Linked DNA regions of Homo sapiens: regions 2 and 3 are each linked to region 1. A link is an interaction called in ENCODE POLR2A ChIA-PET data of the cell type or tissue named here. Cell type or tissue: Panc1. All regions are shown on one strand. Each heading gives the region's core, and the rest is flanking DNA. Links, peaks and the distances in the headings are about the cores only. Region 1 overlaps RASSF8 (Ras association domain family member 8). Region 2 has its middle 130 kb from the start of LMNTD1. Region 3 has its middle 94 kb from the start of MIR4302.

Evidence for each region. Peaks named below come from ENCODE experiments on the same cell type or tissue, not always from the same donor. Only the 100,000 strongest peaks of a DNase experiment are listed, where the experiment ranks them.
Region 2: POLR2A ChIA-PET joins it to region 1 with 9 read pairs; 1 of 35 experiments calls an interaction of 5 or more read pairs at or near these places.
Region 3: POLR2A ChIA-PET joins it to region 1 with 6 read pairs; 2 of 35 experiments call an interaction of 5 or more read pairs at or near these places.

The regions. Positions count from the first base shown.
Region 1 is chr12:25,982,120-25,992,951 of GRCh38, forward strand. All of the region lies in intron 1 of RASSF8 (Ras association domain family member 8), which reads left to right. Among named protein-coding and RNA genes, the nearest start is that of RASSF8-AS1, 28 kb to the left of the region's middle. In Panc1, for the core only: CTCF peaks have their summits at 3,256 and 9,629; no DNase peak of the experiment used is centred there; H3K27ac peaks cover 2,406 bases.
Region 2 is chr12:25,421,606-25,432,437 of GRCh38, forward strand. No RefSeq gene overlaps it. Among named protein-coding and RNA genes, the nearest start is that of LMNTD1, 130 kb to the right of the region's middle. In Panc1, for the core only: no CTCF peak of the experiment used is centred there; a DNase peak (open chromatin) is centred at 6,156.
Region 3 is chr12:25,774,837-25,785,668 of GRCh38, forward strand. It overlaps the pseudogene RN7SKP262. Among named protein-coding and RNA genes, the nearest start is that of MIR4302, 94 kb to the right of the region's middle. In Panc1, for the core only: no CTCF peak of the experiment used is centred there; no DNase peak of the experiment used is centred there; H3K27ac peaks cover 139 bases.

The sequences.
Region 1 (10,832 bases), core at 1,808-9,807:
TACAGTGTTCCACATCTTTTTCAACTTAGAATAAAATATAGAAGGCATGTTAATCAAGTTTGTGAATGAAAAAGTTTGAAGTTGTAAATAATATTTTTAAATGAGAGATTGAGAATTCTTTAATAGCTTAAAACAATGACTAAAATATAGACTAAGTTGAATAGGTCAGAATATGAATTTCTGCATTTAGATTACAAATAGTAGTTATGCAAGTGCAGAAATAAGGAAACAACATAGTTCATATGAAAAAGACATAATGGTTTTAGTTGAACAGAAGCTCAGTATAATGGCTGTTTAGAATGTCAGTGTACTTTGGTTTCTGATGGCATGTGAGACTAGATACTCTGAATTACTCCTCTAGTAAAAATGAATATAAATAAAAATGCTGGATAAATTATGTAAGATGTATCCCTAAATGGCAAGAAAACATGAAAATAAAAGACCAAACATTGGCCTGAAAGTGAAAGCAAGAAATCAGAGAGATAAGGGGAACACCTGGTTAGAGAGCACTTGCTGAGTCCCGTTGAGCTTGAATTTTCTTGGTCCCTTGTTGCACTGGAGACAAGAGACAAAGCCCAGAGCCTCCTATGGGGAAAAAAGTTTAGTAGACAATGTCTCCACATAGAGCTGGGACCCCTAAAGACTACTTTCATAGTGTATTGTAGAACTAGAAATATAACTTCCTTTGACCACCTCCCAGTCCGCAGAAAATCTCAGAAAAACTGCCTAATATTTTATAACCAATAATAATCAGCATTCATGGAGGTTTTCAGTTCTAATTTAGACCTATAGGTGGTCCAAAGAAAAGGCAAATTATATAGTTGTAGAGTGGTTCCACCATAGTAGCACAAGGCAGAAGCTAGTGCAGGTCCTTTTTGGAGGAATCTTTCTTCAGGGCAAGCCTTGAAGAGTTTAAAAAGTTTTAAGAAATTTTAATGACAGTCAGGAATCACAAAACAAAGTAAACAAGGCATCATCGATAGAACCAGCCAAAATAGTAGATAACAGAATTAGGTGTGTAATAATCTCAGATATTATAGTTGTCAGAAAGAATGTAAAATAACTTTTAAAGAAATGGAAAGGTTAAAAATATGAGTAAATTGCAAGTGAATATAAAAATGACAAAAAAAATCTGAAACTAAATAGTTCTTTGAGAAATAAACATATAATTGGAATTTAAAAACCAGCAAATAGGTTTAATGGCAAACTAGACATAGCCAGAGCAAGAATTAAGCAACTGGAAGATAGTTCTGAGCTTTTTGACTGTGACCCACAGAAAGAAATTCACTTACTGACACATGTGTATGCATATGATACATGTGTATGATTTAAGCCAAAGTATCTAGAAACTGATCTTATCAGTTCTCTACTAAAGGTAATGTTCTCTACTATTGGCTTTTCTCATTTATTCTTTTTCATTAAAAATGTTGGGACCAACCCAGGAAATTTTATAAACTGCAATGGGTTACGACCATAGTTTCGAAGGAAACTGATTTTAATAAAATTGAATATGTGTATACCCTACAACCCAGCACATGTCCAGCATAGTTCAGAGCACTTTGTGTGGTACCAAAAAAAGAAAAAAAACAAAAAAGCTGGAGAAAAAACATGGATTGTAGAAAGCATAAGGCATTTTTTATCTGTACAGTGGATTACCGTAGGACAGGGGTGATACTAAAAATAGTGAACAACCAGTACAGTGTAGACACCATGCAGTCAGTGTGGCTGCTGCCCATAAACAGCGAGCCTCAACCCATACCCGTGTGTGCCAGCCTGTTGACAGCCCTTTCTGTACCTTTGAAAATGAATGAACTACCAGTTCGTGCATCAACAACAGAAAAACAAGTTCTAAAAGATTTTATGTAGTATGATTCCATTCATATGAGCTTCAGAAATTTGCACAAAACTGAAGTAGTACATTGTTTAAGGATACAATCATGTATTTATTTATTTATTTCTGGAGATAGGGTCTGGCCCAGTCACCAAGGCTGGAGTGCAGTCGCATGATTATAGCTCACTCACCCTCTAACTCTTGGACTCGAGCAATCCTCCTGCCTCAGCCTCCTCAGTAGCTGGGACTACAGATGTGCACTGCTACACGTAGCTTTTTTTTTTTTTTTTTTTTTTTTTTAGTTCTTTTGTAGAGATGGGGTCTTGTTATGTTGCCCAGACTGACCTCAAACCCCTGGGCTCAAGCCATCCTCCTGCTTCAGCCTTCCAAAGTGGTGGGATTACAGGTGTGAGATGGAGTTCTGCTCTGTCACCCAGGCTGCAGTATAGTGGCACGATCTCGGCTCACTGCAACCTCTTCCTCCCCGGTTCAGGCAATTCTCTGGCCTCAGCCTCCTGAGTAGCTGGTACTACAGGCGCACACCGCTATGCCCAGTTAATTTTTGCATTTTTAGTAGATACAGGGTTTCACCATGTTGGCCAGGATGGTCTCGACCTCTTGACCTCATGATCTGCCAACCTTGGCCTCCCAAAGTGTTGGGACTACAGGCGTGAGCCACTGCACCCAGCCTAAACTATTTTTTAAAAGGCAAGGGTACACACAAAATTAAGGAGAATTGTTGTTACCTTTTAGTGGAGGACAAGAGGTTGGATTAAGAAGGGTCACAAAAGGAGCTTCAAGGTAACTTTTTCTTCTTAAAATTGTGAGTGCATGAATGTTTCCTTTTGTTTATACCTTACTCATTTTATGAGTACTCTTTTGCCTGTTCAACATTTAGTAAAATTAATTTTAAAAAGTCAAGGCAGGATTAACACAGGCAATAAATCATTTATGCTGATCAGACCATTTTTGGAAAGTTGTTTTTAGTTTTGGGTGCCAAATTTTATGGACATTAACAAACTGAAATGTGTCCAGAGGAAAGCATCCAGGGTGGTGATATAAACCACCACCCTGGTCTTGAGCCTTTCATTTTTCAGATGCAGATTCACACGCATTCTCATTATTGGTGGTTTTGACTCCCCTGGATTGGCCTGCTAGTGCTTAATGCAAACCTTTTGTTAACTCCCAGGTTATTGCACTTTTTGCCGCACCAATCAGAAATGAGTTCCAAGAAGTTCCACAAATGTTCTGTAGTGTGATGGTTTGCTAAAGGTTTTTTGTGTGTGTGTGGGAGGGAGGCATCTAATGCTGTAACTATAGACCCTATGTCATGTTGTTACTGTATTATACCAAATTATAGCTCAAACAAGGGATCTTTCATTGCTGGGATCAGACAAACCCTCTGCTGTCCACAGCTCCTGAAGGCATCACTAGATTCAGGTAGTATCCACCGAAGGGAAATACATAAGGATAATTTAGTTTGGTGCCTTTCAGAGACTATCGTATGGTTTTCTGTCTATGGCAGTGCAGGGGTCCAGTTCATCTGGCCAGGGCCTTAGCTCTGTGTAAACAAGGAGGGGTAGGCAGATGGCAGCATTTGTCTGGATAATAATTACTTGAGGTAAATGAGTAAATCGGCAATTATCGAGGATCTGCAATGTGGCAAGTGTTGTTAGGTGTTTTCTCATAAAAATATTCCACTTCATAGGGAAGGAAGTGGTCTTATCCCCATCTTACAGATGTGGAATTTAGGGAGGGGTCGCCAAAATTAATATTTGGGGGAGAGAAAAAGGGGAGGAGAGCATGCTTTCAGCAGTGCAGTGCTAGGGCTGTGGAGTCCTGGCTAAAGGCAGTGTGTGGTGTGGTTAGGAGCACAGATTGCAGCAGACAGGGCTGGATTCGTATGCTGACTGTCATTTACTAGCAGGGACACCTGGGACATATGTTCTTTAACTACCTGTGCCTCTCGTATCATCAGAAAACAAGGAAAACCCCTATTTCATGAGATTGTTAAGATAATTAAATGAATTAACATACATAAAGTACTTTGAACAGTGGCTTGGCCCACAGGGCTATAAAAGTGAAGTGTTTGGTGAAGTTTTTTTCTATGCTGGCTTGTAGCAAGTGATTCTCTTGGTCTCAGTGACCCTGTAGCAGAGTCTGTCCTCAGTCTTAAAGGGGTGAGATTTTTATATCCAGTCGAGCTTCCCAGCATCCCAAGTTGGGTTCAGATGTACCCAGAGGATAGGTGTGGCCTTGATTTACATTAATTAGATCTTCTTCCTCCAGGCTCCTGCACTTCACAGGGCTATAGAAACCTGCCAGTGACAATTTTTAAAAGACACACCAGGTGTACTTATTCCCAAGAACTTGCTCTGCAGATGAGGAAACTGAAGCTCAGGGAGGTTATAACTGTCCCAAGTTCACATGACAGCAGAGCTAATATTAGAATGTTTGCTGTTATCTGTGTTACCTCTAGAATGTACAGAGGAGAAGGGCAGTTTTCTCTTTGAAGCCTTAATTTCATACAAGGTGGATGACCTCACATATCTTGGTCCACTGGACTATCAGGACTTGTAGGTTCTCTGTGCCCTTTTGAGGCCTATGATGTGCAGGCTGCTCCCAGCTTTCAAGCCCCACAAGAGCAGCTTACTTCTTCTTAGAGCACCTCTTTCAGCTGCTCCTCTTAACCCAGTTTCCCTCTAAATTGTGTAGGGACTAGACATTCATTGACTCCTTCCATGTGTTTCTTGTAGTCTCACCTATTCTTTCCAGTGGCCATTGGCTTCTCATAACCCTGACAAGGCTCCTAGTTACTTACTGCTGCCTTTCTCTTCTTTTGCTGCCTCTTCTCTTTGCTTTAATTTCCTTTCGTTATCCACTTCTCCCCTCTTATGGATTCGTACACACTGTCACTTGTGTATTGCTACCATTTTTTTTGTAACTTGGGGCAGGATTGAACTACCGTTTTTTTTTTTTGTTTGTTTGTTTGTTTGTTTGTTTTGCAACGGAGTTTCGCTCGTCGCCCAGGCTGGAGTGCAATGGCGCAATCTCAGCTCACCGCAACCTCGCCTCCCGGGTTCAAGCGATTCTCGTGCCTCAGCCTCCTGAGTAGCTGGGATTATAGGCATGTGCCACCATGCCCAGCTAATTTTGTATTTTTAGTAGAGACAGGGTTTCTCCATATTGGTCAGGCTGGTCTCGAACTCCCAACCTCAGGTGATCCACCTGCCTCGGCCTCCCAAAGTGCTGGGATTACAGGCATGAGCTACCACGCCTGGCCCAGGATTGAACTCTTGACATTTGGAGCCGTTGCTAGGCAGTGAGTGTTCATGATATGAACTGACCAAAATCCACAGTACATCTTGTGAGCTATGCGGTCATGCCTCTTAGATTTTTTTGACTAGCCTGGAGCCAAATTGAACATTATTAACACAGCATTACAGCCAATATAAGCTTTCATCAAGGAGAGTATACCAAAATTGAGCCAAAAACTGGGATGCTTTAATTCCATACTAAGGCAGGAAATGATAAGGTTTCAGAAACAGGTAAAGTATAATCTGTACAAGTGCCCGGTTTAAGTGGTGTTTAAACCTAAGGATAATTTTTTCTTCAGCTTGAAGTGGCTTTATTGTTTATGCTTTTCTTTGCACTGAAATAAGGACAATATTCAGAATTAACATACATTATGCAACAGCTCAATTTAGGAAATTAAATAGTTGTTTAAAACATACTTGAACATGCCAACACATTGTATTCATTTTCTATCCAACAGTAGAATATTATTCACTTTCTATATTTTTTGCCTTTTAAAATATATGCCAAAAATTTCTACCAGCTCTTTTTTAAAAAGAGAATGAAGGTCATTGTTGCTTGAAATTAATTTTTGGTTTTTTATTATTTATTTATTTATTTTTTCGAAATGGAATCTCACTCTGTCACCCAGGCTGGAGTGCAGTGGCGTGATCTCGTCTCACTGCAACCTCTGCCTCCCGGGTTCAAGCGATTCTCCTGCCTCAGCCTCCTGAGTAGCTGGGACTACAGGCATGCACTACCATGCCTGGCTAATTTTTTTTTTTTTTTTGTACTTTTAGTAGAGACAAGGTTTCACCATGCTGGCCAGGCTGGTCTCAAACTCCTGACCTCGTGATCTGCCTGCCTCGGCCTCCCAAAGTGCTGGGATTACAGGTGTGAGCCACCACGCCTGGTCGAAATTAATGTTATTTTTTAAAAAATGAATTCCTTCCTAGCATTTGAGCTTGCTTTTTTAGTAGGCTCTTTTTAAAATAAGTTTTTTTGAGACCATAAAGGGAACACAGTGGGAAAAAGTATAAAACATCCATGCAGACAGCCTTCAACTCAAAACTGTCAGGTCTTTAAAAGCAATCTTGGAACTTTTCTTTTTGTCTGGTAGCAGTCCTATTATTGAACAGATGGTTAATTCACACAATAAGCTGGATAATCAAATCCGATGAGCTAAGATGGGGTTAACTAGAGCAATCTGTAGTATTTAGAAAAATTTCCAGGGTGATTGGGGAATGGTGACTGCAGTCATTATTTGGGATTCGTTTCTGTTAGTACAAAAATAGAACTTAAAGTCACAATTTAATAAAAAAAATTTCTTTCATTTAGAAAATAGCCCTCTCCCTCATGACTAAACAATCATTTGTAGGGGAGAAGAAGAGAGATTTGTATCAGCCACCTGCACTGCCAGTTCAGGAAATAGTATGTGAAATTCCTGCTTTATCAGGAACCCCTCCTGGCCTTCCTCTGGTTCTCATTTATTGAGTTTGCCAGATCCTGTGCTAGGTGGTGGGACCATAAAGAAGAAATGGGATGGGATTCCATGGTATGGTAGGGAAATGGGTCTAAACAAGTAACAAAACAGTGTGGAAACCTCCCGAGAATTCCTATAGTATGTTTAGAGAAACTGTCTCCTGGAGGATGGTTCACAACATCTGTTTAATTACCTTTGTAATTTTCTTCACTTAACTTAAAAACTAGTTAGCTTTTTGAATTTTTCTTGATTTTAGAAAGCATCTCTGAGGGGTATGCCTATCTTGCTGGAATTCTGCAAACTCACTGTGCCTCCAACAGAGCCTTGTACTTACCAAGCGGTAGTAAAGACAGATTTACAATGTCTCCTTTGCAGAGTGATTCTACTTGTCTGTTCTTCAGGTTTCTTTCCCTCCCAACATTTCTGCCTGTCAGAATGTTTTCTCTTAAAACTAAGGCCCAACCATATGTTTTCTCATAATCACTGGGTCACACCCACAGCCATACTGTTCTTTTCTGGGGGCTTCCTTGATGTAAACCTTTAGTATGTCCTGATTTCACATTTTCTGATGTGTGTTCTATAGTGAAACACAGTTTCTACTACTAGTGTGTTTTATATTTGTCTTAATCTATAGGCATTTAACAGTGTCTTTCTTTCCCCCCACCCCCTCTTTCTTTCTGATTCAAATTGGAATGATAGAAGACACCTAAATAATATGATGAATACTTATCAAAACGGCGAAGTTGGTTTTCTGAAAAAAGCTCTCTGTTGTGTGAAATATTGAAGTGTTATCCAGGAGAAGGAGACTTTATTCAAATAGTCATCTTATAGCTTGTCTACTAAAGTTGATGAAATTCATTTTCCAAACTGGTTTAAACAAAAATGATTACTTAGCTATTTAAAAAACAATTGATCATATCTCTTTCTTGTCTTATCCCTTCTCCTCTGCCACTCTTCTGATTTCTTGCATAACATTTAATAACAAATCATAAGACTAACAAGGATGCATTTCAATTCCTTATGGTTTATGGATCAGTTTATTAGGTCAAGGGTGTGGTGGGGCATGGGGGTGGAGGAATTATGGTAGAGAGTATGAACATTTGCTAAGAGCAGCATGGGATAGGTGAATTTACCCAGTATGGGAGTCTGGCAGAAGTTTTAAAATCAAGTACATCTGAGTTCAAATCAGGGCTCCACCGTTTACTAGTCACCTGAACCCGGGAAGGTACTAAATCTGAAATCTTAGTTTCTTCATGTGCAAAATGGAGACTGTAGGATTGACCTTGACAAGGTTGTGAACAGTGTCTGAACTGGGCAGAGTGGTGCCTGGGACTTATTTGTTGAGTGCCTATTATTACTTTTTAAAGCAAGGAAATGCATCCTGATCAAGTCACCTAATCTTAACCTCAACTTTGTATAACCTGTATAATGGGAATATTGATAAATTAATGTGAAAAAAGTAAAAAAAATTACAGCCATATATAAGCATAAGGGGCTTATTTCATGAAGGCTTCCTGGATATCCACCAGCCATTAGTGATTTCTCTTGTATGAACTCTGCTGTAGCTTTTTTCCAAATCTCTTTGGTGTTTATCAAACATTTATTTGATACTATTGTTACTAGGCATTAGTTACATTTCACAAGTACTGTAGTTAGTGGAATGAAACCCATATCTTCATCATTGTAATCCCTGTGGTATTTTAAATATGATAAGAGCTTGGTAAAGGTTTATTATATAAATAATTAATTTTGGTATTACCATTTTTCTCTGCTTTGCAAACTAATATAGCTTAATAGCATCATAATGGATTTATTTCCATAGAATATCTACCTTATTGTTTCTGTGATCATCTTATTAACATTTCATATGGACTATGTAAAACCTAAGATACCTTCCTTACTAACATTGTGTATTGCGTTTAGCAAAACTGAATTATATTTGGAGATGTAAGTCTTTGTATTTTGATGACAAGGTGAAAAAACCACCTTGAATGTTCCCACTCTTTTATTAGACAACAAAAATTTAGGAATAGTTTAGAATTCTGTAGTATTTATAGTTTATTTTGTGGATACACAGGGATATCACTTATGAAAATGTGCTACCATAGTTTATTTGTAGTTGAATATTTACAATTTCAAACGGGTTTTCTCTTTTCAATAAAAAGAAATGTGCCTAAAAAAATACACACACACACACACAGAAAACATTTTGGGGATCTTGGAGTCACAGAGTAGAGAGTAGCTGGTTTCCTCCAAAACTTTTAGACTTTTTAGCTGATCTATAATACTTAAATAACCAGAGCAATAAACTCTTCTCATTTTTACAGTAATAGAAATGTCAATATTGTCCATTGATTATCTGTCCTGGTGGGCCTAGTTTGGAGGAAGGGAGCACACCCAACAATTAATCAGCTGTCATTAAAAGAAATATACAAGGAAATGAAGGGTTTGCATTCTTCTGTTGTTTAAAAAAAAAAGGTAGAGCCTCTTGGAAACTGGAATTTATTTTGCTCTTGAGTTATTCTTGAGCATTCTATTTTGCTTTTGTTCAGTGTTTAGAAATTACAATAACCTGATATTGTGTTAACATCAATAACTTCTATTTGCATTGCTATAAACTATTTAATTTAAATAAATTACTTATTACTGCATAACAAGTTGCCCCATGCCTACAGACGTAACTTTTTTTTTTTTCTTTTTTTGAACTCTCACCTAGTTTCTTTGGATCAGGGATCCAGGAATGGCTTGGGTGAATGGTTTTAATTCTGGATCTTTAATAAGGTTGCAACCTAGGTGACAGTCCATTTTGTACGTAGTCTACATGAAGGTTTGACTGGGGCTGGAAAATCTACTTCCAAGGTGGTTCACTCACATGCCTCACAAATTTGCGCTGGTTGTTGGCAGAAGGCCTCAGCTCCTCACCATGTGGACCTCTCCATAGGGCTGCTTGAATGTCTGGCTTATATCAGGACAAGTGATCAGAGAGAGCAAGATGGAAGCTACCATGTCTTTATGTCATCATTCCACAATATCCTGTTGGCTGTACAGGTTATCTCTGTTCATTGTAGGAGAAGAATACACAAGGGTGTGAAAACCATTGGGGGCCATTGTGGAGGCCAGCTACCAAAATAAAAGAATGCTTAATCTTTAGCACATTTTTATAAGTGTCCAATTAATGTTTGAATCACGTTAAGTTTTACCAAAAATAATATAATTATTGGTGGGGCTGCCCCAATTTTTATCCTCTCCTTTTCCCCATAATTACATGTTGGTGTTCATTGATTTATGGTCATTTCAAATATTTGTATAATAGATAACTGTTTTTCAGACATGTGGTAATAGGAGTATTATATCTAGGTAAAAGGAATCATTTAGGTGAGCAGGACTTTCACTGAGGATAAGCTCAGAACCACTGTACAATCTGCTGCCATTCTGTAAAACCCTCTGAATTCATCAAGCCTTCAGCAGACATTTATTGAGTACCACTTATGTGTTAGGCAATGTGAATGCAGGTGTCAGTGCAAAGTGTCTCTGCCCTCAAGAAGAGGCAAACATTTCAAACAGTTGTTGAAGAACATGGGCTCTGAGGTCAATTTGCTTGAGTTCAGTTCTTGCCTCTCCTGTTTAGCTCTATGACCCTGGGCCAGTTATTTAACCTTTTGATTCTTTTCTAATTATTCCCTTATTACATATTACCTGCCTCACAGGGTTGTTGTGAGAATTCGATGAACAGTACCAGTGAGTACTAAGTGTCAGCCACTTGAGAATACCTGGAGTGACTAGTTTTGATAAGGGGAGTTTCCAGGGAGTGATGAGATCATATTTGAGTGGAGTCTTGGAGAGTGAGTTGGAGTTTGGCCAGCACAAAAATTTGGTAAGGCCCGCACCTGGGATGCCAACTTGAAGGAGAGGCAGGGAAACTGAAGTGGGGTGAGGTAATGCATGCTACATGGTGGCTTCAGGGGAGGCACTGGAGGTGGGCCTGGACAGCCACGGGAAGGGATGTGAAGGGGTTTGTGGAAAAAACACAGTGCCTGCAGTTTCCTGAGACCGTTTTCACTTAAGCCTCTTGTTTCTCATTGCCTTCCTAGGTACTCGCACACCTGCCAGAGCTCATGTTTGTATTTATGGTTAGGAACATTTTGTCACTGCAGTTACCTGACAAAAGAAGGTTGAACTTTTTTGTGGAGACTTTCAAAAGCAGTAGGATAATAGGATTGGATC
Region 2 (10,832 bases), core at 1,693-9,692, 560 kb before region 1:
TAGTCAGTGACAGTCTCTCAGACTTTTCTTGTTTTTCATGACCTTGACAGTATTTTGTAGAATATCCCCAATCTAGGTTTGTCTGTTCTCTCATGATTAGATGTGGGTTATGGGTTTTGGAAAAGAATGCCACAGAAGCAAAGTACCCTCCTCATTACATTACAGCACGTCAGGGGTACCTGATATCCACATGACATCACTGGTGAGGTTAACCTTCATCACTTGGATTAAATGGTGTTTGCCAGATTTTTCTAATTCAGTGTTACTATTTTTCTCTTTTCCTGCTCTATTCTTTGTGAGTCATCAGTTCAATGTATTATTCATAGTTCTCCAGAGAAGCCAAACCAATAGGTTTGTAAATATACACAAACCCTATATATATGTGTGTGTGTGTGTGTGTGTATATATATGGTGTGTACATATATATGGTGTATGTATATCTGTATATAACCATACATATATACGCACACATATAAATATGTGTATATATACACATATATGTATATGTACTTGTGTGTGTGTACTATATATATAGTACACCCATATATATCTGTGTAAAAGAGATTTATTTTACGTAATTGGCTCACATAATTATGGTGGCTGACAAGTCCCAATATCTGCAGAGTGAGTCATCAAGCAGGAGATGCTGGAGAACCCATGGTGTAGTTCCAATCTGAAGGCTGGTAGGCTCAAGACCCAGGAAGAGCCAACATTTTATTTTGAGTCTGAAGGCAGGAAAACACCAAAGTCCCAGCTCAAAGGCAGTCAGACAGGAGGAGTTCCCTCTTATTCAAGGGAGGGTCAGCCTTTTTGTTCTATTCAGGCCCTCAACTGATTGAATGAGGCCCACCCACATTAGGGAAAACAATCTGCTTTGCTCAGTCAACTGATTTAATGTTAATATCCTCCAAAAACATTTCACAGAAACACCCAAAATAATGTTTTAGCAAATATCTGGGCAACCTGTGGCCCAGTCGACACATAAAATTAATCATCACACTCACTGCCAAAGTAGGGGCTGGAGGATTAAGCTCTACCTCTTGAAGAAGGAAGTATCTCTAGATATTATGTGGAATTCTTCTGTAAGGAAGATTTGTCTCTTTCCCTCACCAAGTAGGTTTTTATCGCTTGCACCCAATTAAATGTGCCCTAAAATATAAGGCCTAAATGTGTTCAAAGGATAAATAACCCTGCAGTACGGTTTTTATTTTAAATTTAAGTAGTATATATATTTTCTGTTGAGAGCTTTTCCTCATATCCTATAAAATTTAATGTCTCTTCTTGTTGACTCTTGGTGAACCAGACTCCCACTCTGCCACTTTGGTTCTCCCCAGCTCATCAGATATTTACCGAGTGCCTACTATGCACAGGGCTGATACTCAGCCTAAAGACTATGACGTTAAAAGGAAATCCCTGTAGTCAAAGCATTTGCCACCCAGCGGGGCAAGCAAAGCTGTAGTTAGGAGATGTAATTTACCACTTTCTCTGATCTTAGGCAGGTTAGTTTAAAATCCTTTGAGCCTCAGCTTCCTTATTTGTTGGAAGAATATAATGACTGTAATAATAATAATACTCAGTTCAACAGTAATAGTAACTAAATAAAATACTGCTTATGAGGAAAAAGTTAGTTTTTACATTGCCACACAAATGCTAGTTGTTGTTCTCAATAACAACTTATTGAGATAGATAAGAATAGATATGTCGCCCAGGCTGGAGTGCAGTGGTGTGATCTCGGCTCACTGCAACCTCAGCCTCCCGGGTTCAAGCGATTTTGCTGTCTCAGCCTTCCGAGTAGCTGGGATCACAGGCGTCCACCACTGTGCCCGGCTTATGTTTGTAGTTTCAGTAGAGATAGGGTTTCACCACTTAGGCCAGGCTGGTCTTGAACTCCTGACCTCAGGCGATCCACCCACCTCGGCCTCCCAAAGTGCTGAGATTATAGGCGTGAGCCACTGCGCCCAGCCAGATATTCTTATCTCTAAGGTTTATAGCTTCAGAACCAAAGTCCAAAATGATTAAGTTTCTGGCACAGAATCATGCCAGCAGTTACGTGGTGGGGCTCAGTTCAGAGCACAGATCTTTCCATTCTCTTATTTCTGCACCACTGCACTGCAAGAATCTTATACACTCCTGTTTATAAGAGCAGCCTATTAAAAAATATTCTGGGACACATCTAAAAAGCCATAATATAAGAAAAAAATAAAAGCTCTGTTTTGGATTTATCCTGGAAGCTGGGAGAAAACATATTTTTTGGACATGTTTGGAAATGTACGATAGTTTTTGATTCTTATCCTTGTGCTCCAGGCTTTCTTTGGGACACTTAAGAGATTATCTTTGGGATTTAGGAAAGCACCATGTCATTTTATTTTTCAAATCCTCAGAGTGCTAGAAGTTTTGGGTCTTATTTCCTAGTCTGACCTTTCATTGTAGCTATTATTTTTTGATATATAATATTCATAATTCATTTTGTTGAAGAGGAGATTTTATTTAATGTCAATAAATATGTATGAGTGTTGGGAGGAACATACCTGAGCTGTGAGGGCTGGCGAGAATTATAGAGGACAGTACAGTTAAATAGAATGTGGGGATAATGTCATTGACTGTAAACCTCATGATTGAGAAAAAGATGGGGATCATCTTCTGCTGAAATTCATCGTGGAAAGATTCTCAAAAGCATATTAGAAACAGATGACAACATTAAAAGGACACAGTTTATTTTATTTGGAAAATAGTATTCCCTTGTGGGAGATTTGGGATAACAGACTTCAAAATTTTGGCTCTGTTCAAAATTCCCTGACTCATTGGGTGGCTTGAAAAAATGATTTAAATCCACTATCCTGCAAGATAGAATAATGATAATTTATAACACTGTACTTGGCACTTGGGTGTAATTATATTAATGGCTAGTGAGTATGTATGATTACTATGTGTCAAATCATATGCCAAGCACTTTACAAGCTGTAACTCTGCATCCTCTGGGAAGCATGTACCATTCTTGCTCTTATTTCACATGTAAGAAAATTGTAGGGCCGGGCGCAGTGGCTCACGTCAGTAATTAATTCCAGCACTTTGGGAGGCCAAGGCAGGCGGCGGATCACATGAGGTCAGGAGTTCAAGACCATCCTCGCCAACATGGTGAAACCCCATCTCTACTAAAAATATAAAAATTAGCTGGGCGTGGGGTGTGCACCTGTAATCCCAGCTTCTAGGGAGGCTGAGACAGGAGAATTGTTTGAACCCGGAAGGAGGAGGTTGCAGTGAGCCAAGATTGTGCCACTGCACTCCAACCTAAGCGACAGAGTGAGACTCCATCTCAAAAACAAAAACAAAAAGAAAATTGTAGTAGGAGTTTTTCAGTGTATTGTAACAATATATTTGCATATTGGTCTTTTCCTCTGGATCTGAACTGGTGAAAGTAGGGATTGAATCATCATAGCATCTGTCTCCCATGCTTAGCATAGACTCTGGTTCGTAGCAGCACCAGATCAATAAATCTGATCTAATCTGTACTTTAGAAAATCACCATGCATAGGATGAAAGTATGGAAAGATGAGGCGAGGAAAGAGCTGAGACTATTTCAATTGTTTAGGCAAAATAAAATATACATTTATATTTGGATAAAAAAGTAAGAAAGGAGAACATGAAAAGATAAATAATTAGTGATACGAGATTTTAACTAAAAGCAACAAGGTAAGCCATCTCTAATAAGGCTATTAATATTTAGAACTATGTTGATGAGATAAAGAACATGTATATTTTATTTTAAAAATATCTTCTAGAATATCATAAGATGTATGTTGTGTTAATTTTTTGTTATTCTTCACTCTCAGTTTGATTTCTGTCCTACTTCTGAGCTTGAGAAGTCCCACACTTCTTTACTGAGAAGTCCCCAATAAATACAAATTTCATTGGGTGTTAGAGCTTTAAGTAGCGATTTGAAGAAGAAACCTGGTAAACAGTAACAGGATGATATAAGCTGCATTAGGATATTCTTGGCATACATCCTGCCAGAAACCTAGCCTGCACCTATGAGAAGCATCACTAATCAATAATAGAACTCTTCCCCAGTAAGCCTGGACTTGGCCTGGGAGTCCTCCTCAACTCAGTACTCCTGGTTCCCACAAAGGATACATTGAGGACTACTACTATTCTAGGGTTATTGTGTGGGACTTCTCAAGCTCAGACACAGGAGAGAGATCACACTAGATGTGAAGAATAAGAAAAAGGCTGACACAGCATATGTGTTATGATATTCTTGAAGATATTTTTTAAACATATTTTATTGGAGATGCACTTGTTTATTTTTTACTTCTTTGAGACGGAGTCTCGCTCTGTTGCCCAGGCTGGAGTGCAGTGGCGCGATCTCGGCTCACTGCAAGCTCCGCCTCCCGGGTTCATGCCATTCTCCTGCCTCAGCCTCCCGAGTAGCTGGGACTACAGGCGCCTGCCACCACGCCCAGCTAATTTTTTGTATTTTTAGTAGAGACGGGGATTCACCATGTTAGCCAGGATGGTCTCGATCTCCTGACCTCGTGAACCGCCCACCTCGGCCTCCCAAAGTGCTGGGATTACAGGCGTGAGCCACTGCACCCAGCCACTTTTTTATTTTTATTTTTAGAGACTGGGTCTTGTTCTGTTGCCCAGGCTGCAGTGCAGTGGCACGATCACGGTTCGCTGCAGCCTCGACTCCTGGGCCCGAGTGATCCACCCACCTCAGTCTCCTGAATAGCTGGGATTACAGGTGAGCTTCATCACGCTCGGCTAATTTTTGTATTTTTTTGTAGAGACGAGGTCTTATCATGTTGCCCAGGCTGGTTTGGAACTTCCAGGATCAAGAGATCCTCTCAAAGTGCTGGGATTACAGGCTTGAGCCACGGCGACGTGCATTTCCAGATGGGCGCTGTGGCTCAAGCCTGTAATGCCAGCACTTTGGGAGGCCGAGGCGGGCGGATTGCCTGAGGTCGGGAGTTCAAGACCAGCATGACCAACATGGAGAAACCCCGTCTCTACTAAAAATACAAAATTAGCCGGGCATGGTGGCGCATGCCTGTAATCCCAGCTGCTCGGGAGGCTGAGGCAGGAGAATCACTTGAACCCAGGAGGCGGAGGTTGCAGTGAGCCGAGATCACGCCATTGCACTCCAGCTTGGGCAACAAGAACGAAACTCCGTCTAAAAAAAAAAAAAAAAGCACTTCTGGCTGGGCCCGGTGGCCCACGCTTGTAATCCCAGCACTTTGGGAGGCTGAGGAGGGTGGATCATTTGAGGTTAGGAGTTGGAGACCAGCCTGACCAACATGGTGAAACCCCATTTCTACTAAAAATACAAAAATTAGCTGGGCGTGGTGGCACGTGCCTGTAATCCTAGCTACTCCGAAGGCTGAGACAGGAGAATGGCTTGAACCCAGGAGGCAGAGGTTGCAGTGAGCCAAGATCGCGCTATTGCACTCTAGCCTGGGGCACTCTAGCCTGGGCAACAGAGTGAGACTCTGTCAAACAAACAAACAAATGCACTTCTGTGGTAACTTTTTGTTTTGATATACTTTCAAACTTTCAGAAAAGTTATAACAATGGTACAAGGAATTCCTTTACACCCTTTACCTAGGTTCACCAATTGTATACATTTTCTCCATTTGCTATTTCATTCTAGCTATCCACTATATCCATCTATCTACCTACCTACCTACCTACATCTACCTATCTACCTACCTACATACATGTTTTTCTAAACCATTCAAGAGAAAACTGTAGTCATCACACTCCTTTACTCTTTTACTTAAAGCATTATTGTTATTAAATTTTAAAAAATTTACCTAGTGTAAAATTGACCGTCTGTTTTTGGTGTATTTTTAGCACACAGATAGAGCCATGTAACCATCACCACAGCCAGGATACCAAACAGTTCCATTACCATAAAACCCTTCCTCATGCTGCCCTTCTATAGTCAAACCCTACCCCTGCTCTTAAACCCTGGTCATCACTGATCTCTTATCCTTCTCCATAGTTTTGTCTTTTCCAGAATATCATAGAAATACAATCATGCAGAATGTAAACTTTTAAGATTGTCTTCTTTCACTCAGTATCATGCTTTTGAGATTTATTCATGTTCTGTGTATAAATCATTCATTGTTTATATTGCTGCTGAGCAATATTGCATTATATGGATGTGTCATAGGTTTGCTTATTCACTCACTGGTAAACATTCAAATTACCATTTCAATTTTCAAGGAATTATGAATAGAGTTGCTATAAACATTCATGTACAGGTTTTTATGTGAACATAAATTTGCATTTTTCTAGTGTAAATACCTATGAATGGGGTTGCTGGGTCATATGCTAAGTGTGTATTTAAATTTATAAGAAACTACCAAACTATTTTGCAAAGCAGCTTTACTCTTTTGCACTACCACCAGCAATGTATGGAAGCTCCAGGTGCTCTGCATTCTTGTCAGCACTTGATATTGCTGGTTTTTGCAAGTATTCCCACCTCATTTGTTTGGAATGCTTTGAGTAGGATCGGTATTAGTTCTTTAAATGATTGTTTGAATTCAACAGTGAAGTAATCAGGTCTTGGAGTTTTCTTTAATTGGAGAATTTTATTATGGCTTATATTTTGTTGCTTGTTATTGATCTATTTAGATTATATTTTGTTGCTTGTTATTGATATATGGCTTATATTTTGTTGCTTGTTATTGATCTATTTGGATTTCTTCATAGTTCAATGTTAGTAGGTTGTATATGTCTAGGAATTATCCATTCCTTGTAAGTTTTCCAATTTATTGGCATATAGTTACTCATAATAGTCTCTAATGCTCCTTTGAATTTCTGTGGTATCAATTGTAATGTCTTCTTTTTCATTTCAGGTTTTATCTTTTTTGATATTTTCAGTTTAAAATTTTTTTTAGCCATTCTAATAAATGTGTAGTGGTATCACATTGTGGATTTAATTAATATTTTCTCAATGGTTAGTGATGTTAAGCATCTTTTCATGTGTTTGTTTACCATCTGTCTATCATATGTAATAAAGCATTCATTCAAATCTTTTACTTATTTTTAAATTGGGCTGTTCATTTTCTCATTGTTGATTATCAAGAGGTTTTTTTTTTCAATATTGAGGTCCTTTGTTAGCTGTGTGATTTACAAATATTGTATCATAGTTTAAGTTATTAATGAAGTCCAATTTATTGATTTTTTCTTTTATATATTGTTCTTATGGTGTCATATTTAAGAATGCTTTGCTTTATGCAAGTTCATGAAGGTTTTATTTGTCTTCTAAAAGTTTGATAATTTTATGTTTCAACTTTGGGCCTATGAGCTGTTTTGAGTAATTTTTACATAAAGTGCAAGGTTTAGGTTGAGATACTTTTTTTTTTTTTGCATCTGAACGTTCAATTGTTTTAAAACCACTTGCCAAAAAAGCTACCCTTTCTCCATTGAATTGCTGTTCTACTTTTGTTCAAAATCAATTGGCCATATTTGTTTGAATCTATTTTTGGATTTTAAAATGCTTTTCCATTGATCTGTGTGTCTATCACTTTGGCAATACTAGACTGCATTTACTATTGTAGCTTTATAATAAGTGTTAAAATTGTCTACTGTGAATCCTCTAACTTTATTCTTGCTTAAAAAATTTTTCTGACTATTCTAGCTCCTTTGCTTTTCTATGTAAATTTTAGAATCAGCTTGTTTATATCTACAAAAAAATTATTCCAGGATTTAACTGGAATTGCATTAAATCTACAGATAAATTTGAAGAGAAATGACAAGGTAATTATACAGAATCTTCCAGTCCATGAACATAGTTTGCCACTCCATTTATTTAGGTCTTCTTTGATTTATTCATAAGCGTTTCCACTCTTATTATTTCTTTTCTGTCTGAAAAACTTTATTTGGCATTTTTTTAAAGAGCAGATCTGCTAATGATGTATTCTCTCAGTCTTCCTTTTTCTGAGAATGTCTTCATTTTGCCTACTTTCCTGAAGGATATTTTAACTGGATATAGAATTCTGGGTTAAAAGCTATTTTATTTCAGCATTTAAAAAATGCTTCACTGCTTACTTGTTTTCATGGTTTCTGATGAGAAATATAAAGTCATGTAAAAATCATCATTGCCACCCAGGCGCGTTGGCTCACACCTGTAATCTCAGCACTGTGAGAGGCCGAGGAGGGCAGATCACAAGGTCAAGAGATTGAGGCCATCCTGGCCAACATGCTGAAACCCCATCTCTACTAAAAATACAAAAAATTAGCTGGGTGTGGTGGCACATGCCTGTAGTCCCAGCTACTAGGGAGGCTGAGGCAGGAGAATCGCTTGAACCCGGGAGGCGGAGGTTGCAGTGAGCCAAGATTGTGCCACTGCACTCCAGCCTGGCCACAGAGTGAGACTCCGTCTCAAAAAAACAAAACCGAAATCAAAACCAAAACCAAAAACACCATATCATTTTTCTCTGGCTGTTTTCAAGGTATTTTCTTTTGTCTTTAGTTTTCAGTAGTTTGATTATATTATTTGGGTGTGTATTTCTTCAAATTTGTTCCGTTTGGGGTTTACTAAACCTTTTTAATCTGCAAGTTTATGTCTTTTACCAAATTGGGGAATATTTTAGTCCTTTATTTCTTCAAGTATCTTTCTGCATGAATCTCTTTATCTTTTGAAATTCCCATAAAACAAATGTTAAACCTTTTGGTATTGTCACACAGATGTATTAGGCTCTGCTCATGTTTTAAAAATCTTTTTTAAATCTCTATTGTGCAGACTGGGTAATTTTATTGATCTATCTTCAAGTTCATTTAGTCACCCAATCCAGTAAATTTTCAATTTCAGCTATTATATTTTTTTCAGTTCTAAAATTTTCTTCTGCTTCTTTTTTATATTTTCTATTTCTCTTCTGAGAATTTCTGTCTTTCCATTTGTTTCAAGAGTGTTCACACTTATTCGAGAATGATTTTAATAGCTGGGAAGCCTTTGTCTAATTTTAACATCTGTGTTCATGGCTGTTGATTATCTTTTTCCTTAAGAGATGTGAAGATTTTCCTGGTTCTTCATATGTTGAATAATTATGGATTTGATTCTGGACATTTTGAATATGATATTATGGGACTCTGGGTTTTGTTAAATCCTATAGGGCATTTTGCTTGTTTTAGCAGGAAATTGACACATTTAAGTTTAGGTTGTAAATTCCTATCCCACCTTCTGTTGGCTCTGGTTCCAACTTCAGTTCAATTTTCAAAGGCTTTGCAGTGCTACTTATATCCATCCTGTGTGTGTGCGTGACGCTCAGTGGCTATTCTGGGACTTGTGCAGTGGTCCACCCTGTAGATCAGTTCTCAATATCTTTTGCATGCTGTTTAGGGTCAGACCTAAATGCACAGCTCAAAGATGGGCCCAGTGATTCATACATCTTGGATCCCATATCACTTTCTAGAGCTTCTTTCTTTCCATAATTTCCCCCAGGGAGATCCTTCTTGCTTCCAGGTAACATCTTCCTGGTATTCGGTATTCTGACTAGATGGCCACTGCCTTAGTTTCCTTGGTCTGTTATACACTTTCCACAACTGTGTCTGCCTCAGGGACCAAGTGGTGAGAGGACAGACAGAAATGAGTGCTCCTTTACTTTTAAATACTTCAATGTATATTTCCTAAGATGAAGGACTTTCTCTTACATGACCACACCACAATGATCAAAATCAAGAAACTTAACATTTTAATAATACTATTATATAACCCACAGTCCATTTGATCAATCATTCCAGTGATTTCCTTTATGGTTATTCTTTCCCTGGTCAAGATCTAATTAAGGATCGTGAATTACATTGAGTTACCATGTCTCGTTAGTCTCCTTTAATCTGGTACAGTTTCTTAGCCTTTCTTTGTCTTTTATCATCTTGACATTTTATTTTTTATTTATTTATTTATTTATTTATTTTGAGAGGGATTCTTGCTCTGTTGCCCAGGCTGGAGTGCAGTGGCACCATCTCAGCTCACTGCAACCTCCGTCTCCTGGGTTCAAGCGATTCTCCTGTCTCACCCTCCAAAGTAGCTGGGATTACAGGCACACACCACCAGGTCCGCCTGATTTTTGTATTTTTAGTAGAGACGGGATTTCACCATGTTGGCCAGGCTGGTCTCGAACTCCTGAGCTCAGGTGATCTGCCCGCCTTGGCCTCCCAAAGTGCTGGGATTACAGGCATGAGCCACAGTGCCTGGCGATCTTGACATTTTAAAGAGTACAGGTCAGTTATTTTGTAGAATACCTTTCCACCTGTGTTTGATGTTTTCTAATGATTAGGTTCAGGTTATGTGTTTTTGGCAGAAATATCACACATGAGATGTTGTATTCTTCCTAGGATAGCATAACAGGAGGTACATGATGTCTGTTTGTCCCATTACTAGAAATGTTATCTTTGATACTTGGCTAAGCTGCTGCTTTGCAGTTTTTTCTACTCTAAAGTTACTATTTTTGTGAGTTTCTTAAGGACTAGAGTTTGAATATAATTACTTTGTTATGAGGAAAACTTTAGACTAGTGCTGTCCAGTAGAACTCTTTGCCATGATGGGACGTTCATTTTGGCACTGTTCAATATGGTAGCCATTGCCACATGTGGCTACTGAGCATTTGAAATGAGGCTAGTGTATCTGAGTGCGGTGGTTCAGCACTTTGGGAAGCCAAGGTAGGAGGATCGCTTGAGGCCAGGAGTTCAAGACCAGTCTGGGCAACATAGCAAGACCCTGTCTTTACAAAAAATAATAAAAAATGAACCAAGCATGGTGTCATGCGTCTGTAGTCCCAGCTGCTCAGGAGGCTGAGGTGGGAGGATCACTTCAGCCTGGGAGGTCG
Region 3 (10,832 bases), core at 1,729-9,728, 210 kb before region 1:
TTCCTTCTTGGAGCTTTGGCTGTAATACATTTGCCTCTAGCAAACAGAGATCTTATTTCTGTTCACACTGAGCAAGATTACATGGCGACTCTTTGAAAGTGAACCTTGAAAGGAAGGTTTGCCTGATAACCACATGTGGATAATGAATAGAGCAGTAGCTTTAACAGTGAATTAATCCTTCAAGAATCTCACTTGAAGTTCACCAGGCTTTTCTTCTATTATTTAAAGAACTTTTAAAGGTTTAACTAAATCATTTATGGAACATTTCCCATTATGTTTTAGCATGATACAATTTCTTAAAAAGGCAACTCAACAGAGCTAATCAAATTAGATTTTCTTAAAAGGCAGAGTAATGAAGTTATGGGAATAAGGAAAAAACAAAAACAAAAACAAAAAAATGCTTCATCCAGGACCCAGACTCCAGCTATAGCTGTATTTATTTATTTATTTATTGAGACAGAGTTTTGCTCTTGTTGTCCAGGCTGGAGTGCAATGGCACAGTCTTGGCTCACCACAATCTCCGCCTCCTGGGTTCATGCGATTCTCCTGCCTCAGCCTCCTGAGTAGCTGGGATTACAGGCATGTGTCACCATGCCCAGCTAATTTTGTATTTTTAGTAGAGATGGGGTTTCTCCATGTTGGTCAGGCTGGTCTCAAACTCCCAACCTCAGGTGATCCATCCGCCTTGGCCTCCCAAAGTGCTGGGATTACAGGCATGAGCCAACCCGCCCGGCCAGCTGTACTCTTAATAACAGTTCATTTGGGGTGACTTTAATAGTATAGTAACTTACAGAGAATGGTAAATTTGTGTATGACGAGAATATTGGGTTTAATGTACCCATTAAACAAGTTTTATTTATTTTATTTACATATTTGTTTGGTTTATTTTTGTCATATACTGTGGCAAGCTTTTAATCAGAATTGTTTTTGCCAGAATAAAGACTGCCCTAAAATAATCTAAGTAACATCCTTAGTGAGGAAAAAAGAATTTTTCTTGAATTATAGTATTTCCTGGCACAAAATAAGTTAGTGCCAGGGATCTACTTCTTCAGAGATATTTTTCACCTCTTCAGGTTTAAAGGAATCAACAGATAGAGGGAAAAGAGAAGTGTGTGCCAGAAGTCCCCAAGTCACACCAGACCTGCATTCGCAGCCCTGGAGTCCCTTCCTGTCTGGGAAAAAAGGGTGGGCTTGGCTGATGCAGTGGGACAGGTCCGCTGTTTGTCTGGTCACTTAATGTCTGCCAGCTGGGGCAGGACTCCAGAGTGAGCAGTTTATCAGTCATGAGGCTCTTGGGAGATCTCACCATTGAGGAATGGGCCCCGAGGGAGCAGAACACTATCAACTCCACCATCTGACTTCTGCTTCCTATTACGACTCCTTTTAACAGGAGAAATGACTTCCTAGTGGTTGGGCATGTTCTAATTTATTGCTTTATTTGCTGGCTGTTGAATTGAATGGGAAAATCCACCATGAGAACACCTTAGCAACACTGAAAGGTCATCTGTCTCATCAAAGTCTGTCCTTTCATACACTCTCTCTACCTAGAATTTCTCTAATTATTACTTAATAATCCTAGCATTTGGTCTCAGCAGCCTTCTCTGCATGAAGCACCTGTTTTGGCAAAGTTCAAAAGGCCTCTGTACTCACTAAAAGTGATCCATTTGGAGGGGTTCATTTCTGGTAATTACAAAGTTTTTATTTCCATTGTCAATTTAAGCAATTGTGAAACATGTACATATATTTTAAGAGTCCAGATCTCACTTTGAAGAAATTCTTCAGCAGAACTGCATAATTAGCAATGAAGCAGAAGAATACCTTTTCAATAATAGAGTACATACAATCATATATTTTTTTCGGAGGAATAATGTTTATTTTGATTACTACACATGATTATGGATAGTATTATGATTAATATCCATATAAAGCTACATTGATTTTAAAATCTGATTCTAAACAATAGTCAAAGTTTTAGTTGCAAAATAGATCATATGTATTCAGATGCATTTCTTAATGTTCATTTAATTTCTAAGACCTTCAATATTTCTATTATGTCTGTCTTCTTATTAATATAAATATATCTAGTTTGATTTTATCTTTTTACTCCATCACTCATGTTTATGGTTATTCACACATTTTAACTCATTTTGAAATACAGTGGTCAGCTCTGTATTGCATAGGATGTAGACCCCATCAGGGGTCACCATGGCACAAAGTTAACAGATTCAGACTTGCAGCTGGACAGGTCTGCATGTACTTTTAGGCAGAAGTCCTTCTCTGGTCCCTACCGCTGCTTTAACACCCTGTGAGGATCCTTGACTAGATGCCAACAGCCTAATAAACTGCAGGTGCCAGTATGTGGCACAGGTATTTGGCATCATCTCAGGTGAAGGCAGCAAAGCACAGTGGAAGATGGCTTTGAAGTCAGGCTCGGGTTTAAATCCTGCTCTGACACTTAATCTGCAAAAGAGCCTTGGGCAGGTTATTTTACAGTTCTCTGACTTCCTGAGATAAAATTAATCATAAAGAGTTTTAGTTGGGTTTAATATGGGTGCCTGTACAGGGCAGTGGTTAAAGATATTGCTTCCTAAGTTCCAGTCCTGCTTTCCCATTTTCTAGTTGCTTCACCTTGGGCAAGTTAACATAAATCACTCTCAGTCTTGGTTTCTTCATCTGCAACATGGGGATAATAAATGTTACTTTTCATAGTGTTTTGGAAAGATTAAATTTTTTAAATGAAGGAAAACCATGTTTCACATGGCACATAGTAAGCACTCAATACTGGCTATTTATCTTTTACAAACATTTATCTTAAGTTCCTGGCATTAGTAGCTATGCAATACCCTGGAGTCCAGTGTCTCTTTCATGACCCTATGGGGTCTCAGTTCTCTATCTGTTTTCTAAGACCAGGAAGACACAATTACAAGAATAAGAATAATTGCAGAGCTGATTAAAGGGATTTATATTTTATAAAATGTTTTAGAAATAGATTTTATTGTTCAACTACATAGGTCTTATTTTTAAGCCTTTAAAATTATTTCTATATTTGAAATATTAAATCCTTAGGTTATGTATTCTGAAAAAAAGTATACTTCAGTTATATTCTCTACCTAAATATCTATGTTTATTTTTTACTGAAACAGTTGTAGCTGATATAAACACTTAGCAATCAAGCTACTTTGAAAATGTTTTCTATTTTCATTAAATAGCGTTTATCCTAAAGAGAAATGCTTAATGCCTTCAGCATTACTTTTAGAATAATACATATTTATGATATAATAGTATGCCACTTTTGGAACTTTTTTACATTTATGTTTCTAAAAAATGCTATTTACATAATTTTTCCTCAAGCATTTGTGTAATTCTCTAAAGCACATTCTTTGATGATTTTACATGTACATATTCCTTTCATCTTCTAGTAGCAGATTTGTTTATCTCTTCATTCAATCAGAGTATTTTAGATGAATATTGAAATAATTATTGGCTTTTAAAAAATCATGTAATCAACAGCAGGATATGGCTGCAATGATATCCATATTTCATCAGTTTTAAAATATACTCATTCTTTATAGCAAATTTTATATAGATAGCTTTTTAAATTACCTTTGACACATAGTTTAAGTTTATAAATAAAGGTGGCTTAACTCTGCTACCATATAAAGAAAACTTATCACCATTTTCTAAACTTTGGAAATATGGAGGACATTTCTATTTACTATGGTACATAATTTATGTATTACACATATTATTTGTGCATATGTGTACATATATGTCAATATATTATATATACATATTATATATTAAATTAGCAGCAGGATATGTTATTAATATCTTCAAGGCACCATCTTTCTCTGATCTGTATTCAAATCATCATCTCTTTCCATCCTCCCCCTTCTGCCCTATCATCACTACTGGCCATGGTTCTCGTACCATTCATAGCCCTTCAATAATTATGATAGAAGACACTAAGGAATTCTGTGCTTCTGTGCTCTGCATCCCTTCTCGTAGTCTCTCTACCCTGCCCTAGCCTCCATCCTTATCCCAACACACACACACACATACATAGCATTTCCTCAAGTCCATGGCTACTGTGAGGGTTGCATTAACCATATTTAAAAATGTATTTGTTGGCCAGGTGTGGTGGCTCACATCTCTAATCCCAGCACTTTGGGAGGCTGAGGTGGGAGGATTGCTTGAGCCCAGGAGTTTGAAACCAGCTTGAACAACATAGTAAGACCCCATCTTTCCAAACACTTTAAAAATTAGCCAGGTGTGGTGGCGCACACACATGGTCCCAGCTACTTGGGAGGCTGAGGCAGGAAGATTGCTTGAGCCTGGGAGATAGAGGCTGCAGTGAGCTGTTATTGCACCACTGCACTCCAGCCAGGGCAACAGAGTGAGACTCTTGTCTCAAAAAAAAAGTATATGTTATTTGGTGTTGCGTTTACACATAGGTAAATTATACATATATAATAAAATATATACATATTAATTTACATACACATATATCTTGTTGGGAGGTCCTAGCCGGAGAGCACAAAGACTTATATACCCTTGACTGAAAAATGATCCTCCTCTATCAGGGAAGGCCATCCTTTTTGACCAAGCAGCCTCAGGAGAGATGCACATGGAGCTGTGAGAAAGGGGACACCCACCTAGCCGGCCAGATCAGCCAAATCAACCCTGGCCATCAATCGGGTGACAGATGTCTCAGCCAGATGACCCTCACATCCACATACACATACATCTTTCCATACATTCATATGAAATAATGTAACCATACAATATACGCACAATTTTTTTTCCTTCTCTTTGGTCAAAAACTGTATTCCTTCCAGATACTAATATGGTACTAGAGGAAGCTAAATGCTCTTTTTTCAATGACCCCTGCAGCCTGAGAGCAAATTAGTGTTGTTCACAGATGCTTTTTGTGTGCATATTTAGTTAGTGCAATTACTTTTGTACCAATCTAATAGTATTTTCCAGAACATAACTTGGAGCAGGTCAGGAGATGGAAATAAAGGAAGGGCACACACTCTCTTGAGTATTTCTTTATATGTACAGCTTCAGCCTCCATAGATGTTAGGTGTGAATGTTTTTCTCCACTGCATTTAGATTATGTCAAAGGGAGTCAAAGTTAATAAACACAGACTGTGAGAAAGTCAATCTCTTTTTGAACATAAGTGCAGAAACCATTTCATCCCTAGTTCCTGGCTCAGTACCTACCACATAATCAGCACTCAATAAATATAGATTAAGTGACTGACTGGATGAATGAATATAGTGCAATTTTGGTCCAGGTAAAAATGAAAAGTGGAGAGGGAGAAATTGTTCTTTATTTTCAGAGACGCATGGCTATGTATTCTGAAGACAGACAAGAGAATCTGGTAGCCTGGAAATTGACAATCATGAAAAAAAGGAACTCAACAAGTTTTCCATTAGGGACTCAGCATCGTGATCTGGTTTCGGAAGCCTAGATATTGGCTGAGATCAAATAAAGAAGTTCAGGAGAGATGAGTGACTCTAAACATACTCCTATTCCTTAACCAGTAAGCTTGCAAACCATTGAAAATTTTGTGCTTAACTGTGGCCTCAGTCTACAGAGAAAGCTCCAGGCTCCACAGAAAATGTGTAAGAAATGGGTCTTGTAATGACAGTCTGGTATTATCAATATTCCACTGATCACAGTGACCTTACCTTGTATTAATGATTGCTTAGGGTGAATGACATACTAAAGTTCAATAAAAACATCTTCCATGTATAAACGTCATTGGGAGCTACTACCACCTTTAAAGAAAGTGTCATTCAGCAATCTAACCCTTGTAGTCTTTCTGGAAGTGGGTGGCCACTTAGGACTATCTGGACACAGGAAGCTTAGGATGCAATTGACCAGGCAGCTCTTTAGAAAATAGAAATCCAGCCGACCTTCCTGATCTCCACTGACTCTGCATTTGTTTAGACTGATGCATTTGCATACATTACGTGCAGCCTACTTTTTTCCCCCTAACTTGGTAATAAAAACATGGCAAGATGGAAAACACACCACGTTCATGCATTTTAATGTCCTAATATTTGTTAACTTGGAATGAAATATAAAATATATCTGGTTTTAGCACCCTAGCAAGCTGAATGCTTTGGCCATCTGTTCATTTCTTGCTTTTCTACATCTTAGCCATTTCACTTCTGCTTCTAATTGTAACTGCCACTTTTATGCTGATGCCACAAATCCTGAGACCTTTTTAATGCCACTTTCAGGCCTCCTTGGCTCATCTAAAACGATGGCTTAATCTCAATTGCTTTTAAATTTATTTTAAACCCAAGGGGTTGATCTAAATAAACAGGTATTCTTGAATAATACAATTCCATTTTCTTTATCTGACTTCTTGTTTTATTTTTCACATTGGCTACCCCAGTCCATGGCCTGTTCCTCAGGACTGTATCATTTTTCTTTCAATGTCTTACTCTCTCCATTCCATCGCAGCTGAAGCTTTCAATCACATTATCTTATTGCACATTATAATTTTGCTTTCACACTGCCATGTACTCTGTTTAATTAAATAATTTGTTGACACACTCAGATTTCTATTTACCCTCGTCTGGGAGTTCCAGCCAAGATAATTACATCCCGGGCTTCAGGACCTCCCTACGGTAAAATGTTGAAGTAGGGAACATTTGTCTTTAGCTGTCTCTCACAGGATTTATCAACTTGGTATCTTCTCTTCTCCCCTCACTTTCCCTCCTCCCTCCTTCCCAACATGTGAAGTGATTATCCATTTTGGCTCTTCCCATCCATTCCTGATTTTAAATAGTTTTCCCTATTATCTTTAAACCTAATTGTAAGTCTATGTCTCTATCCGGCTTAATAATAGAATAAAATTTGCAAAACTCCAATCCTCTTATTCCCACTAAAATATATTAGTAAATAAGAAAACTATTGGTTCTTAAGCATTTGAGCTAGTTCAACCATGTTGAGGGAAAAAAGTACTTACCAAGTGCTAACTATATTCAAGGCACCACAGTAGGTGCTAGGAGTGTGGCAAGGGATAAGGCGCCAGTCCCTGAACTCCCAAAGTGTGGAGTCTCTTAAAGAAAACAGACACAGGCCAGGCACAGTGGCTCATGCCTGTAATCCCAGCAGTTTGGGAGGCTGAGGTGGGCAGATCACCTGAGGTCAAGGATTTGAGACCAGCCTGGCCAACATGGTGAAACCTCGACTTTACCAAAAAATACAAAAATTAGCCGGGTGTGGTGGCGTGTGCCTGTATTCCTAGCCACTGGGGAGGCTGAGTTGGGAGAATCGCTTAAACCCGTGAGGTGGAGGTTGCAGTGAGCTAAGATCATACCACTGCACACCAGCCTGGGCCACAGAGCAAGACTCTATCTAAAAAAAAAAAAAAAAAAAAAAAAAGAAAAAGAAAAGAAAAGAAAACTGACACAGACAACGAATATTACAATACTGCCTGATGAGTTCCATGACAACACATACACCAACTTTGGACGCATAGACAATGGGCAACTACCCTCAGCCACCCTCCATTCATCTATCTAGTCTGTTTTCTTTTTGAAGTAGGTATTGTTTTATTAAGACTTTAATGAATAGCAATTGTTAACAGTTATTGAGAAAATATTATATGCCAGGGATTAATCTAAATATATTTCATATATTAACTCATCTAATTCTCATAAATTACCCCAGTAAGTTGATGCTTATACCCTCATTTTATAGATAATAAAACCAAGGCACAGAAAGACTAAATTGCTTTCTCAAAGTTAGACAGTGAGGGTTAAAGATATAACTCAACTTCAGTCCAGATGCAGTGGCTCACGCCTGTAATCCCAGTACTTTGGGTGGCCAAGGTGGGCAGATCATTTGAGATCAGGAGTTCTAGACCAGCCTGGCCAACATGGTAAAACCCCGTATCTACTAAAAATACAAAAATTAGCCGGGCACAGTGGCGCGCGCCTGTAATCCCAGCTACTCAGGAAGCTGAGGCAGGAGAACTGCTTGAACTCAGGAGGTGGAGATTGCAGTGAGCTGACATGGCACCACTGCACTGCAGCCTGGGCAATACAGTGATCACTTATTCCATTTGACTCTAGAACAGTGCTGTCCAAAAAAAGTTTTGAGTGATGGTCAAAATTTTCCAAATCTGTTTTGCTTAATACAGGGGCCACTAGCGTGAGCATCTGAAATGTGGCTATTGGCAACTGAGGACCAGAGTGTTTAATTTTATTTAATATTTGCTGATTTTAATGGACATAGCTCTTAACCTGCAGGTTTCCTCCTGGTCACTAGGCACTACTCCTCTCCAGGGCATGAGATGAGGTGAAAAAGAAGGAAAAGTCTGGGCAAAGACATCTAGTGGGGCTTTTCATCAGAGATGTCGACAGCAGAATGGGCTGGTCTAGAAAACACTTCAAGACCTGAAAGAATAAAAGTTAGCATAATAAGTATGGACTTGAAATTTAAAGGATGGCACCTCATACCAGTGACCTCTCATCAAGGCACTTTCATCTACCAACAAAGGGTACAAGTTACCGTCAGCCTTGTTCCTTCGGGCGCTTAAGAGAAATCATGGTAAAGCTCTATAATTAGACCTTAAGAGTGGAATTTAAATACTATATTTTATTTTAAGCACTGTGAATTCCCAGGCAAACAGAGACAAAATACAAGTTTAAAAAGAAGATAGAAGAAGCTCTTGACATGGGCATAATAATAAGATTGATAATGATAATATCGTTTATCAAACATCTGTAAGTCTAGTAAGCAACTTCAATACATATTATGTTAAATTATCATTTTATCCTTACAAGTCTGTAAGATGGGAATTACTGTTTTCGTTTTGCAGATAGAAACATAAAGGCATAGGGAGGTTATGGCACTTATGCAAGGTCACATGTCCTGTAAGTAGTGGAACGATGATTTGAGCCTTATCAGTCTGGGTCCAAAGTCTACGCTTTCTCCTCTGTGTAAATCGTGTTTTTGCTAAAACTGCCTCACAAAGCATTGATATCTGGGTGTCCAATCTCAGTCTCTAGCCTCAGCTTCAGTATTTGTCACCTGGCTTACATGGTAATACCAGTAGAAGACATTGAAAAGATTACCCAGGAGGTGCTCTATAAATTCTAGTTTTCCTTTATAGCTCATTTTCAATACCCCAGATCGATCTCCTTGTTACAAGGTTTTATCCTTGTCACTGAAAAATTCTAAAGAGTGCTGGTAGGATCAGGCGTAAATGCCCCAATCTGTCACAGAAGTAATCTGATGCCACCAATTCGCAGAGGTGCATTGAGTGGCCAATGTCAATGTAAAATCTCCACTGCCATCCTGCTGCCTCTCTCACCACACACAGGCATGGGCAGACCCCTGCCTTATGCCCTTCTTGGGTCTGGAGTTCCGTCATTTCTCTCCACCTATCCAAAGTCCATTTGTCTGACAAAATCCAGGTCAAATCCCTTCATCCACGAAGCCCTCCTGACTACTCCAGCGCCCACCCTCTCTCTCAGGCTAGGCCCCTGTCACTAGTTAGGGTCTTCGTCACACATTTTTATACTTAACCATATGTTGTGCTGTTATCAAGTTCTCTCATGCACATATTTCTTGACTCTCCAATGAAACCACAAGATGCTGAAGAGCAGGAATACACATTAAAAAATCACTTTGAAAGCTACAAAACATATCTGGTATCCATTTGGTAATTAGGAAATATTACAAAGAGCATATGCGATGACCAGGAGGGTAGGACTGACCATAGCCTCTAGTTTGTGTCTTCCCGTTCAACTATGATCTTTTCAGGAAGAGTGTATTTCTGATTGATTTTTGTACTTTCCTAAGTGTCTCCAGTGTCTTTTTCTAGCATTTTCAAATAGTGAATGCCCAGTAAGTATCTATTAGTAATATTTATAGCAAATTGTGTGCCAGGCACTGTAGAAAATGATGTTTATGAATCACCTCACTTAATCATCCCAGGCAGGCGTAACAGGTGCATGGTGCGCTATCCAGATCTCTTCTGAAAAAGTAAGCCTCTCATTCCCCGGCTCCCAGCAGTGTTGCCGGCTGTGTTACTCACCAGGAATTGCACGCAGCTGTCACTCAAGTTTGTGCTTTCTTCCCTCATTGACTGATCCAGGGTTTAAAGGTCCAGCCCACTTGCCTCAGGTGGGCAACTCTAAAGGGCCCTCTTAGCTCCTGGACGCCCACGTGGGATCAGCTGGGGCTTTTGTGGGCACTGCATTGTAGTTCAATTCCCAGCTCTACCAAATCCTGCTTCCTTTATTCCCACAGATGTGGATACCAGGGCATCCACTCCAAACCCCCTGCATGCAAATCCCCACCTCAGAGTCTATTTCCCAGGGAACTGACCTAAAACAGTAGGCGTTACTAGTATCATTATTCTCATGATACAGATGAGGAAAGAGAAGCTTAGAGAAGTTAAGTAATTTGATCAAATGTAAACACGTGGTACGAGACGGATGCAGGGCAGAGCAGATGAGCCAGCCCTGAGCTCTTACCAGGATGTGCTGCCTCAAGAGCCCAAGCATGCACAAACTCATTAGTTTTCTATTTAACCTAACTAGACAGAGGAAATGGTTGTAAATGTACCCATGCAATATCTAGGATGAACAGGAAAAACAACTTCCTGATGATGAAGAAAGATTGTGAGTAATTTTTCTTTTTATAAAGACAGGGTCTCACTAGATTACCCAGGCTGGTCTTGAACTCCTGGGCTCAAGCAATCCTCCTCTCTTGGCCTCCCAAAGTGCTGGGATTACAGGCATGAGCCACCACACCTGGCCCTATTGTGAATGATTTTTAAGCACAACTGTTAGTG